Linked DNA regions of Mus musculus: region 1 is linked to region 2. Evidence: chromatin loops called from intact Hi-C (ENCODE). Cell type or tissue: left cerebral cortex. All regions are shown on one strand.

Evidence for each region. Peaks named below come from ENCODE experiments on the same cell type or tissue, not always from the same donor. Only the 100,000 strongest peaks of a DNase experiment are listed, where the experiment ranks them.
Region 1: a loop joins it to region 2, with 3 times the contacts of the local background. A loop is called at or near these places in 2 of 42 quality-filtered maps.

What each region holds. Positions count from the first base shown.
Region 1 is chr6:3,508,954-3,511,453 of GRCm38, forward strand. All of the region lies in intron 2 of Vps50 (VPS50 EARP/GARPII complex subunit), which reads left to right. Among named protein-coding and RNA genes, the nearest start is that of Vps50, 12 kb to the left of the region's middle. In left cerebral cortex, a CTCF peak has its summit at 1,007 (motif pointing right); DNase peaks (open chromatin) are centred at 1,046 and 1,620.
Region 2 is chr6:4,746,211-4,748,710 of GRCm38, forward strand. It overlaps Sgce (sarcoglycan, epsilon), which reads right to left and starts at 994. Exons shown (of 11, transcript NM_011360.3): 1 at 770-994. The coding sequence starts at 878. It overlaps Peg10 (paternally expressed 10), which reads left to right and starts at 1,096. Exons shown (of 2, transcript NM_130877.2): 1 at 1,096-1,368. In left cerebral cortex, a CTCF peak has its summit at 951; DNase peaks (open chromatin) are centred at 530, 1,003, 1,729 and 1,996; H3K4me3 peaks cover 2,500 bases; H3K27ac peaks cover 959 bases.

The DNA of each region.
Region 1 (2,500 bases), 1.2 Mb before region 2:
CTAGGAAAACGAGGGCGGGGAAGAGGAGAACGGTTTGTCTGTCGAGCTGTCTGATGAGCCAGAGGCTCTTGTTTTATTTTTTATTATTTTAATTGTATATTTTGAGACTAGTGTAAGGTCTAAGGAGAAACCTTGGACATCATATGCATGGCGCTGGAGACCAAGGAGTGGTTCAAAAGCAGGGTCCTAGATCTGATGAGGAAAGGTGAGGGGTGTCTGTCTGTGTTTGTTACACAGGGGTGAAGTCCTGGCTGCTGATTAAGAAGACACATTCATGACGTGGAGAAACAGAGAAGCTGTATGTTTGAGGGACGTTTAGAAAGCAGAATCCAAAAAAAAGGGGGGGGGGGAAGAAAAGAAAAGAAAGCAGAGTCCAAGATTCAGGGTTTGCTAGATATGAACAGGGAAAGCCCAAGAAGCCCCGAGGCTGGAGGGGCTGCGATGCTCCTCTCAGCATAGACCTTGTTCTTCTAAGCGGATCTAAGAGCCGAGAAAACACAGGGAGGGCGCGCATGGCACTTTACTGTCTGACTCCCTGAATGTGCTGTGTGCTCTCCAGTATTAGCATCCCAGTAGTGGCAGACAGTGTGTCATGGAAGCTGAGCATTATTTTTAAAGAGAGTTTAAAAGTTTTAAGGTTTCCAATGTTATTATCGTCAATGTTTTTCATACAGTAAATACATGAAAATATGTTAAAATCCCAGACTTGGGTTTACATTTTAACAAAAGAAATTGATACGAATATTTGGCAAAGGGTCAAGAAAAAAATTTATGACTTCTGATTTTTGTGATTTATAAGTAGATCAATGTAGTACATTTCTATGGTTGAAATCAGTTTTTATTCATTACTTACTTTTTCCATAAAGTGATTAAAATGTTTTTATTACCTAATCTTATTTCAGGTATGGGTTAAAATAGTCATACTTTAATATCCCTTGCACAAGTGTTCATAAATCATTTACTTGTAGCCTTCTTTCAAATTGTAATGTAACCAGTACTCCACTAGATGGCACTTTAAACCTGATGAAAACAGGGTAGGCATTTACAGCCTGCTTTACTTACACAGAAACAAACTGAGAAAGCCGCTACATTTCATAGATTGTTATTGTTGTTCTAGTGGGAATATAAGAAATGTACCATTTTTCCACGTAATCAGACATATGGCAGTTCATTATAATCTTATGTGGTACATGGTTTGAGGGACCTGAGATCTGAGAATAGGTTTGCATTATATAATTAGTTTGAATTGTTTCTTTTGGAAGTAGATCAACCCTATATCTATTTGTTCAGTGATTTATGACTTTAATAATACTGATCAAATATTGAAAACCATATATTTTTTCTTGTTCACTGTATATAGATTTTGGCAACTAAATTTATTAATTTTTTGCTTTCAATTAGGGCTCTAACAGGATGTTAGCTTTACGAGACCACAGCAGTTGTAACTGTCATTTCTGCCCTGCCATCTTGACTGATGAAAAGATGCTAACAGTTAAAACACACACAAGACAAGAGAGCAGACAGGAAATGTATGCTTAGAGGAACAAAATCTCTCCTCCTCATCCTTCTAACACACTCAGTCTGTCTGTCTCTCTGTCTCTGTCTATCTGTCTCTCTTAGCTTCCTGCCCTCTAGGTAGAGAATCAAGCATGTGTAAACTGTGATCTAATATGAGAGACGTTGGGGTTCCAGGATTTATTCTATTAATTTTCTGCAGTTTTGATAGTGACCTATGAACTGAGGGATTCATGTCAGTTTGCATTATATAATTAGTTTGAATAGCTACCTAAAATTGAGTGCTATGTGTATAAGGTGCTGTTTGTGCTGACTTTAGTTGTGAGGGGGGCAGTTACAACTAGTTACTTATGGATTAGGTTTTGGGCTCAATCAGTATGGAGTTTTGGATAATTTGAAATTACCAAAATGCAAAGCTTGTAGTTGTTTTATTTTTTCCTTAAACACAGATGAATTCCCTAAGAAGTGACCCTGTGATGTGAAATTGTTTTTTAAAATGACCATTTCGTTCCTTAGAAACCGTAAATATCTTGGAAATGTTCTCCTCACATCCTTCATTTGAGGGCTTGCTTTGTTTTATGGATTTGAATCCCCATAAAACCTTTTGTTTTTATGTTGAGATTAAAAGTAGCCCGGCTAAAGCAGAAATACTGACTGAAATATCTGTTACGAATCTTTTTCTTCACTTCTCATAAAGCTACATCCGCAGTCTACGTTTTCTGTGTGTTTGTTCCTGTAGCGTTATCTACCTCCGAGATAATCGAATGGAGGAGCAGCTAGGTGGTAATGTAGTCAATGTGCTGCGTGTGAGACCGGGAAATAGCCTCTAAACAGCAAGTTCCCTGCCAGGTTGCTCAAATAAGCCAGGCTGCTTTATTCCCTTAATAAAATATTGAACATCGATGCTTACTTTTGATACTGTGTCTGGTACAATGGCATATGTTATTTACTTTCATTAGAGGAAAACATAATTCTAACACCTATA
Region 2 (2,500 bases):
CTTGCTTTCCCTTCGTAACGTATTTAGTAGGGCAATGGGTGCTGTTTGCAGCATCTCTGGCCCCCAGCCATGGTTGACCCTGACCTGCACACCGCCGTTTGGCTCCCAGAATTTCATGATCCTGCTTCCGTGTTCGGTAAAACCTAAGGAAAAATCAGGTTCGCGCCACCAGGAAATATGCTTTAAAAAAAAAAAAAAAAAAAAAGCGCGCGGGGGGGGGGGGGCTTCGATCTTTTAAATGTCACATTTTGGTGGTCTTTTTCTCTCTCAACCAGATCCCAGAAAATGAGAAAAGATGTACATCTTTGTGTAAGAGAGAAAGCAGCTGGCCAGACATGTCCTTTGGTTCACATCTAGGCCAGGGAGTCTCAATTGTGGGATAAAACCCCCATCCCCACCCCGAGGGGCAACGACCCCCCAAGTCTGTTTCAGGGATCAGAAGATGTCCACCACTAGGCTGGGGGGGCGAGGAGGGGCGCCCTTCTTAATGGAAACTGGAGCTGAATTCCTGCCCTGCTGGACAGGGAGGGGCCGTGGGGGTGCAGAGAGAAAGAGAAGGCCAGGGGTCAAGCCTGGGGAGGGACCCACTTGGCCCAAAAGGTGGGCTGCAGGGTGTCCTGAAAGAGGGGTGCTGTGAGGGGGAGGCATTGGGCATAGAGCGGGACTAGCACCCTTTGGGCACGCCCTGGTACCCCGGAACCCGAGTGGGGGAGTGTGAGGCGGCGGCCTGTGGGCCCCTGAACCTCCATGTCGCGCGCAGGCCACTAACCTGTCAGTAAGAATGTGCCAGTGGTCGCGGGGCTCATCTTGAGTGTCCCCCGACCCTTTCCCGTCCAAGCACAAGGGTCTCCCAGCTCCCACCACCAGAATAATAGCATTCTTGGCCTGCCTAAGCCAACCGTCCTCGATCCTCCCCTCCCCTCCCTTTCTTTTTTTCCTCCCAGCTTGGCCAGTTCAGCATCGCGCACCCCCCCTTCCTGAGCCCATGCTGCCCCTAGCGGCGGGCCAAAGCAGTGCATGCCGCGCCCCCACCCCATCCCCCAAGGCGCCCGCCCACGCGCCCCCCTCCGCCCCCGCTGCTCGCGAAGCACGCTGGGATTTGGCGCCCCCCCTCCTAGGATCTCTCTATATAAGGCAAGCAGTCCGGACTCCCGATACACGCGTTTCCAACTTGAGTTGGTGTGTGTCGAAGAATCCTGACCAACTACGACCTGGGGAGAGCAGCCAACCGAGAAGGTCCACCGAGCCTCGCCTAGGTCTGCTGCGCGGGCTGCGGTCCGGAGCCTTCTCCGGACCGCGGTCACCCAGTGGACCGGGCCGTCGCGGGACCCCTCATCCTTCGTGGCATCGCAGAGGAATCCTCGTGTGGTGAGTATGGTTAGGATTTTTTTTTTTTTTTTAACTCCAAGAAAACGGTCACACGCAATCCCCGTTTTACATCGGGAGCTGCGGGAGATAAAAGTAGCGCCCCCCAAAATATCTCCTCGCAAATTTTGTCAAGCCTTCAGTGGCCAGATCCTGAGACGAGAGCGTGGAAAGCAAGTCTTCACGGCTTCGGGTCCGCGAATTCGGTTTCCACGACTCGCGTCCAGAAATGGTCGGTAGACACATGAGCTGCGGACAGCGATGAGCTGCAGACGCACATGAGCTACTGACCGAATTGTGATGAGCTCCCCAAATACGCTGCAAAGTGACTGGCTCTGCACTCTTAAGTGCCGCGCTACGAACGGATTGCACTGCAGACGGCCGCGTCTTGCGCTGTGATAAACTAACGGGCGCTTCATGCGCTACAAAATCCTAATAGGCGCTTCATGCGCTACAAAATACTCATAGGCGCTTCATGCGCTACAAAATACTCATAGGCGCTTCATGCGCTACAAAATACTCATAGGCGCTTCATGCGCTACAAAATACTCATAGGCACTTCACACGCTACGAACTGATGGGCGCTTCATGCGCTTCGCTGTACTAATGGGCGCTTCATGTGCTACGATGTACTAATGAGCGCTTAATGCGCTTCGCTGTACTAATGGGCGCGCCATGCGCTTCACTGTACTAATGGGCGCTTCATGCGCTTCAGCGTACGAACGAGCAAATGAAACGGGCGAACAGGCGAACCTGTGAACGGGGCGAACGGGGCGCTTCATGCGCCACAAACCAGCCCGAACTACGGTGATACCCAAAACCGATTCGTGTTTCACGTATTCAATTTGGAAAGCTGCAGGAGAGTAACCAAACGCAAAAGCGCAACAAGAGTGAATTTAGAAAATGCGCTACAAACTGCGGCACAGGCATAAGACCTGCAGCCTCTTAAGTGACACAGAAAGTAGCGTTGGGAAGACGAGAGAACGTATCTCTCCTTGGTGAGGGGACAACACAGTTCACCTTTCGGGTCAAAACTGGCTCCGTTTTCCTGTCGGACGGCTATCTGCATGATGGTGGTGGTGCTGGTGGTAAACAAAATGGAGCCCTGGGAGGCCAAAATTGGTTTTAACATTCT